Regions from separate parts of the Mus musculus genome. Here region 2 is linked to region 1. Evidence: chromatin loops called from intact Hi-C (ENCODE). Cell type or tissue: left cerebral cortex. All regions are shown on one strand.

Region 1 (4,000 bases):
TGGGCTATGGAACAAGCTGGGTTCTATATAGCAAAACTGTGTCTCAGAACACAAGGATGTAGGTCAGTGAGAGAGCATACATGTCGCATGCACAAGTCCCCGAGTTCAACCCTTCCCTTCGAGACAAATCAGGGCTAATCGCTGACCTAGATCAGGCTGCAGGTTAGATGGTATGAGCATAGGTTGCTAGGTTCCCATGAGAGTAGACTGGCACATGTCACCTGGGAATCACCTCTGTGCAGCAGCTGGGGCTGCTTCAAGACTGAAAGAGTATTGGGAAGGTGTTCTGAAGGATTTAAGAAGGCTCCTGGGATGGCCAGGGAGTGCAGGTGCCTCCCCTGAAGGATGCAGAGGGAGTCAGATAGCTTACCCAGTACTTTCTGTTACCCACCAAGGTACAGTGACAGTTGTTCATGTGACAGATGTTCCCCAATAGCTTCCTTAGCCTTTCTAGAAATGAAAGGGCTGGTCACCAGCTGTCAACCATCACCACACTGTCCAGGAATGCCCTGCTTGTCTTCTCCATGACAACAGGCTCCCACACAGCCTGCTCGGGAAGACAGGGTCTAGTTAAAGTTCCACTTGTCAAGTGCTCTGCTTCTTAACCTGCCAGGCTCCCTGGAGTGACTGCAACACATTGCCGAGGACCAGGGGATGTAAGACCACAGAGACCCACGGCCACACAGCTCTGCACAGCAGAGTCCAGGTCAAGGTGCCAGCAGGACTGCTTCTTCTGGGGTTTAGGGAAGAATCTGCTTCACAGCTCTCGAAGCTTCTGGCTACCACCCACAATCCTCGGCTTATATTTCAACCTCTCTGGTCTGCCTCTATCTTCATACATCTATTATATCCATCTGCTAAAATGCCCTTTCCTTCCTCTTACACTCCTTATTTTGTTTTTCTTGTTTATAAATTTGTTTTTGTGTGTATGCACATGTGTGTATGTATGCATGTGTGTATGTATGTATGTGAGTCGGTGTGTGTCTATGTATGTGCATTGTGGGAGTATGTAGAGGTCAGAGAACAACCTTTGGCTGTCCATCTTTGTTGGAATTTCTGCCATATTGCATACTCCAGGGTAGCTTGGTTTGTAGCTTGTGGATGGTACTCCTGCCTCTGTCTCATTTATTGCCTTAGGAGTACTGAGGTCATAGATGTGTACCACAACATTTGGCTTTTTTAAATGGGTTTTAGGGATCTAGTTCCAGGTCTGATGTCTGTGGCAAGTGCTTTTACCCACTGAGGCATCTTGCCAGCCCTAGCATTCTTTGTCTTATAAAGGCACCATTCACTGGGCAGAGCATCTACCTTAAATCAGGCTGTTCTTTTGTTTGTTTGTTTGTTTGTTTTGGTTTTTTTCAAGACAAGGTTTCTCTGCAGCCCAGGGTTTCTCTGTATAGCCCTGGCTGTCACTTTGTAGACCAGGCTGGTCTCGAGCTCAGAAATCCGCCTGCTTCTACCTCACAAGCGCTGGGATTAAAGGCGTGTGCCACTACTGCCCGGCTGGCTGTTCTTTTGTAATGTGGCTAGATGAGCAAGGCCCTTCTTTCTAAGCACACCCACATTCATACATCTAGGAGCTAGACCCAGGGCATCTCCTTTGCGGCCACTATCAATGGAGAGCTGTTTATTTCCACATCTCGCCTTGAGCCGTTGCTGTCACAGAGAGGTTGGATGGTTCCTTGATGGGAAAGTGCGCAGCATGGTGACTGTTGGGAGGGTGTCTCAGGGGCTGGCATTATCCTTCTTTACCTCCAATACTCACGGCTGGGTCTGGGTAGCCCTTTTTCTCCAACATCAATAACTGTTACAGGTCCCCAGTTCGTTCTCCCTTCTAATCACCCCACTGGCTCCTGCCAAACTTGGGATCGGACTGGATCTGGTTTCAGGAGGAGGACGCCCTGGCCTTGTGGCTCTTTATTCTTCTGGCACTTTCCTACAGCGCCTTGCGGACTGGGCTGTGGCGAGCTGTTTGCTGCGTCTCTCTCTGAGTTTTACCCTCAGCGATATATATGTTTTTTCTAAACCAGAAACGGAACAAACACTAAAAAGCTATGGAGAACTTTACTCCTCTCCTCTCCTCTCCTCTCCTCTCCTCTCCTCTCCTCTCCTCTCCTCTCCTCTCCTCTCCTCTCCTCTCCTCTCCTCTCCTCTCCTCTCCTCTCCTCTCCTCTCCTCCTTTCTCTTCTTCCTTTCTTCCTTTCTTTAAATTCACAAATGTGACCTCAGAAACAGTATGCAAATTTCGAGAAAGCCTGAGTTATGAGGAGAGCAGGCACCTTCCCTTCTGAGTCTTCAGGGTTAGGTTAGGAGTGGTGCGCTGATCCAGCTCTGGAGCTCAGGGAAGCCGGGCTCCAGATCCTCAGTGTGTCAGCGATCACGCTGCATGTTCCCACTAGGAGGCGCTCTAGACACAGTTTCAGCACACACCACCTCCAGGGACCTGCCACCTCTGCTTGATGCTGGACACACAGGAAAGCAGGAGGCTGAAGCATCCACCTAGCCCCCAGTTTATCCTCATCAACCAGGCACAAAGCAGGGCTCCGTGTGAGAACAGGTGTGGCTTATTTTCCCTAAAACTGTCGCCTATCTCGGGTCCTCTGGAGGAACAGCAAGTGCCCTTATCAACTGAGCCATTTCTCCAGCCCGTCGCAATACTCTGTTTTATTCAGCCAGAGACCCCAGCGCTCAGAATGGTGTCACTCAGATTTAGGGTAGCTCTTCCTATTTACATGAACTCAATCTGGAAGATCTCTTGCAGACATGTTCAGAGGTTAATGACCAAACCCTATCAAACTGACAAGCAAGATTAACCATTAGAGCACATGTTCTTTACATAGCCTCTCAATAAAGACAACACCCTGGGAAGATCAGCCCAAAGCCCCGGTGCTTAAGCTTCAGTGAGAAAGAAGAACGTCTGGACTGTTACAGAGACAGCAGAATGTGCCTCCCGAGAGTCTCGCCTGGAAGTGTACAAAGTACCGGCAGAAACTCAGTCATGGGACTGACTTACTGTATAAAAGCAAGAACTTTGGAATAAAGTAAAAAAACTTTACAGCACTTTGCAATGGACTGGTATATCATTGTGAGCATATTTTGCAGTTAAAAGATTTATCTAGCCTAAACATAATTTTTCTTTTATAAAAGAATGTATTTTAAAATTTCCGTTCTTTTCTATGATGACAAGAGGGTCTTGGAATATGATGCCTGGAATATATTTCTGCAAAAATCAATACATTTAATCCAAACCTTCGAAGTTAAGATGATATTTAGCCAATGTGTGAGAAATATTTTTTTGGAAGGAAAGCAGACTATGGAGAAAGCATTAAAACTCCCCAAGCCGGCGTTTGGGAATGCGATTTGATTTTGTTGCTGACATATATATGTACCACTCCTATCTCTGGCTGTGTGGAAGCAGAATCTCTTAACGTAATTCAATTTTCCAAATGAAGACTTTGAGCACATTTGTGGAACTAGGAAATGACACTTAGCACTTTGGCTGATGAGGGTAACTGAATGATACCAGCCAAGCTGTAGCCATCCGCTCCTGTTAGGAGCCTGCACACAGATGCTGAAGAGGATCCACGCAGCCCAGGGCCTGGCTTTGGGGACCCCTGGAATACAGCACTCTGGCTTTTAGGTTTAATGGCTACAGATCCTAGATTCAGTTTAAGTTAATAGTCCTTGAGTGTTCAGACTGTGTGTGCATTTGGGCTGGGGCTGGGAGCACACAGAGGAACAAGGACATCCTGGAAGGGAATGCAGAGAGTAGGCAAAGCTCCACACAGTCTGTTGGCTGAAGGCTATAAGGAAGAGCTTGCACTGATGGGCTGGTACGGAGGTAATCTCTGGTTTGGAGGTGATCCTGAGGTTGAGAGGAGAAAGGTACTGGCCAAGGGGCAGAACGTAGGTGCCATATATAGGTCCAGTATGCATGATTTGTTTAGGGTTTTCTGAGTCCTAGTGCCATCCTGTGTATATCCCCGAGACCCTCTGGTCC
Region 2 (4,000 bases), 650 kb after region 1:
AGGTTTCATTTTCTCTCTCTCTCTCTCTCTCTCTCTCTCTGTGTGTGTGTGTGCGCGCGCGCACACGTGTGTGTGTGTGTGTGTGTGTGTGTGTGTGTGTGTGTGTCTGTGTCTGTGTCTGTGTCTGTGTCTCTGCCTCTGTCTCTCTTTCTGTGTGTGTGTGTGTGTGTGTGTGTGTGTGTGTGTGTGTGTAATCCCTCTCCAAGGCTTCAGGGATATCAAGGAACATGATAAAAGACGGTGTAGAAAAAATTAAAGAGTTAGAAGGGAGTAGTTTCCTACACACTGGCCACTCCCACCACTATCATGAAGCAGAGTAGCTGTGAGCATGCTCATGAGCCAGCCTCAGTCTATTCAAATTCTCCTGTGGAGGGAAAGCCTTATAAGGCTCATGGGACCCTCAGCAGACCTTTATAAGATCTTCATGGGGTCATTCCTTTATGAGATCAAATAAGAGATAAACAATTAACTGGAGTAGGACTTTCATCAGTGTACCTGCCCTTAAGTGGCCCAGAGGACTGGCTGCTGGTCTGGTTGCCTTTTGAGTTAACCATGTAAGTTAACCAACCACAGTAAATGCATTGCCTCACAAGCTGGCTTGGACAGTCTTCTTTTGTCTGACGGCACCTTATCTGATACAAGTACATTTTCTTTATGGCTCTCCAGGAAAAGTCAGGGTTCTTTAGTAACAGAGGCCATCATGGAATTAGATGACTACCAGCAGAGTGGAAAACTAGCTTTCAGCATAGACAAAGCCACGGAGGACACAGTCATACTAAGTCCACTGCACAGCAGCTCCATCTGCACGTCCTCTGCAGGTCCAGTCAGACACCCACAGGTACTGGCACTGTCTTCTCCGTACTCCTAGGGCACATTTGAATTATGGGCTCAACGCAATGGCAAAGAAGCTCATGCTAAGAAAGAGCATGGGCTGAGTGGGGACTGAGACTGAAGCCTGCTCACCCAGGAGACGGATTCTACGGAATGCTTTGTTTGGTTGACCTACGTTCCCTGCTGGAACTTGTGGAGGAAACTCAGCATTCTTGAAAGATCTTTGAAGACACAGCTCCAAGATCATTGCCAAAGGTTTCAGTAAGTGTGTGCTATCCCTATATCCTATATCACCACACTGAACCTTCTAGGCTTCCTCTTCTTAGCCCAGAAATGGGTGGCTGGTCTTGCAAATTGGTCCGCTCCTCTTACTTCAGGGCCTACAACATACCATATGCTTGTACCCCATTGGTGAGGTCAATGCCATCAGCTTTATCTTAGGGTAGACCAAAGCCCCTGACCTGGATCTTCATTATGCTCGGATTCTACAGCCTTAGAAGACACACAGCTTCCTGATTGGCCTGTTCTCAGTATTTGAGGCAGTACCAAGTGTCAAACCTGGGCTTGATTAGCTCCAACTTTTAAAAACTTAATGGTTTAGAGAAGAACTAAGTTCCCGTCTTCCCTCCTTCTCTCTTATGCTAAGTGAGAAATGGGTAGAAGTTTGGCTTTGGGAAAGCATGCTAATGAGGGTTGTACAGTTCCATATAATGGGCAGGGGCTGAAGGGAACAACAGAAGGTCACACAGCTTCCTTCTTGTATTGAGGAAGAGGGCTAACACTGGCTTACCCCTCAGCTGCACATTAGCCTTTCCTGATGGATGGAGGCCAAATGCAGCTGTGACGAAAGTGCTATGACAGCATCCTAAGGCCACCCACTCTGGGGTCAGGTCCTCCTGACTTGACTTGTTCCTTTCATAGCTAGTGACTCCTATCAAGCTCTACCTACATTCTTCTGTCCTCTGTCACCTGCTAAAGTCCATGTGGGACTCCCCCAAGAGACCATGGCTTTCTCCCCATGCTTAGGTGGTGTCATGTAGATTGACCAATATAGCCATTGGAACTGACCTTAGAAAACAAGGTCCTGTTGCCTTTGTTGTAAAACTATCGGGCAGAGGCCTGGATGATTGGAAGGTACACCAGGCTCAGCTCATGTGTAAGCATCAGGCCCTCAGACACAGCTAAGCATAACGTCTCCCACATCTACCCGATTCTTCTTGGGCTAATGAAACACATCCTTGTTATTTGGGGAGGGTTCCAGCATGTGCCTTTCAGTGGCCACCTGGTCCCTTTGTGATGTGGAGTCCCAGTACACACTGTCTTGGCCACACAATGCCTAGGAAGTAGCCCCTTCACCAGCTGCAGCTGTGTTTACCCTCAGGATGATTTTTATCCTACTTAGTGAAATGCATGTCACTGTGAATCCACATTTGTCCTGAATATAAATGACTAAAATATTTGCACAGCAATTGAAGCTGAGTGAGCTCTTGCTTGTCTTTATTACCAGGTAGGGAACAAGATATTGTTAGCCAAGGCTACCTGTACCCGAATTCTCTCTCCTGTGCGGCCCGATCAGGTAGCTTTTCTTCAGCCTCAGGTCAGACCCACCAGCTTTTAAGTCCTAATCCCATATCCGTTAGACCTGTGAACTGAGTAAGATCCCCTGCTCTGTGGTCCCTTCCTCTGAAAAGTAGGTACAGAGATCATGGAAGCAGAGATGTAGCCAACCTCTCAGCGATGTCGCCAACCTCATCTGAAGACTGGGAAACACTTAGGATCGCTCAGAGAGGAGACTCCCAGTTTCCTTGCAGTTCACCTAGTGATGGGGGATTGTTCTGTAGCAACCATGTGGCCCTGGATAATGAAAAGTGCCGAAAGAAGAAGGGAGGGGGGATGTTGAAAGACTGGAGATGCCTCCCATGTGCTTTGAAGATGGAGGAAGACACAATGTACAAGGAAGTCAGAGGGCCACCGAAGTTGGAAAAGAGGAGGACTGAGCCTTGGAAAGGACATGCCTTGTCAGCACCCGGGATACTCACATTGGACTTCTGCTCTACTTAAACCCGGTATTTTGTTCTGTTATAAGATAGCTTTTGGTAGCTTGTTACATTGACAACAGCAACTCGTGCTCAAAACCTGTGGCACCACCCTGCAGGGCTGTTTGATTTTCCAGAAACAGATAAGGGAGCCCCTTGATGCATGTATCTCTCTAGCCTCTGCCAAGAGGATGCCTGCTGCCTCTGTCCCATCCGCAGGCCTCATGTTCTCTTCTGCCATTGAGGGGAGAGAGAACAGCAGGAGAGAGGGTTGAGCGACCACTGCCTGGCTCTTCCATCCTTTTCTCTACCTCACGAAGGGCTCAGTGGCCAGGTTTTTAATGCATTTTGATATTGAATGCTGCATTGTACTAGACCTCCCAGTGGAAAGGACCTCCCAGTGCAGGACCAGAATGCATTCTGTGGACAGAGCAGGTGGGCTGCCAGTCCATTAGCCAGATGGCAAAGAGGTTCCTACCACTCCCAGGAAGAGTAGACACTGCCGCTGCTGATTATCACAGAAAGGATTGCACCTCTGCTAGGCTTGATGGGCAGTCTGATGGAGACACGATAGTGAGTGCCTCTGATGGGAGGACTTTACCCTAGAATGTAGCAATGGGTTCTAGTGAAGCCTGTGCTTCTCATTTCACAGTTACTTCAACAGCAAAACTACAGAGCCATAAAACATCTGGATGCATTACAAGGTAATTAGCGGGTAATTTAGATCTTCTCCTGAATCCCTCTGCAAGGCCAGGTGAATGAAAAGGTGGATTCCCTTCTTTAAAAAAAAAAAAAAAATTAAATATTTTCTTTATTTACATTTCAAATGTTATCTCCTTTCCTGCTTTCCCCTCCGAAGACCCCCTACCCTCCTCCCCCCTCCACCTGCTCACCAACCCACCCACTTCTGCTTCCTGGCCCTGGCATTCCCCTATACTGGTGCATAGAGCCTTCATAGGACCAAGGGCCTCTCTTTCCACTGATGGCTGACTAGGCCATCCTCTGCCACATGTGCAGCTGGAGCCATGGGTGGATTCCCTTCTTACATGCTGAATGACAAAGGATAAGAACTTGGGCCATGCCCAGTAAACTGATGCTGAAATCTCCCACTCCCTTGGTTTATATCATGAGTA

The links. A loop is a pair of places that touch in the nucleus more often than their neighbours do. Peaks named below come from ENCODE experiments on the same cell type or tissue, not always from the same donor. Only the 100,000 strongest peaks of a DNase experiment are listed, where the experiment ranks them.
Region 2: it touches region 1 in a loop (4-fold over the local background); 4 of 42 quality-filtered maps call a loop at or near these places.

Annotation. Positions count from the first base shown.
Region 1 is chr7:137,600,846-137,604,845 of GRCm38, forward strand. No RefSeq gene overlaps it. Among named protein-coding and RNA genes, the nearest start is that of Gm51411, 51 kb to the right of the region's middle. In left cerebral cortex, a CTCF peak has its summit at 2,405 (motif pointing right); DNase peaks (open chromatin) are centred at 589 and 2,407.
Region 2 is chr7:138,251,293-138,255,292 of GRCm38, forward strand. All of the region lies in intron 7 of Tcerg1l (transcription elongation regulator 1-like), which reads right to left. Among named protein-coding and RNA genes, the nearest start is that of Gm51503, 29 kb to the left of the region's middle. In left cerebral cortex, no CTCF peak of the experiment used is centred here; a DNase peak (open chromatin) is centred at 2,182.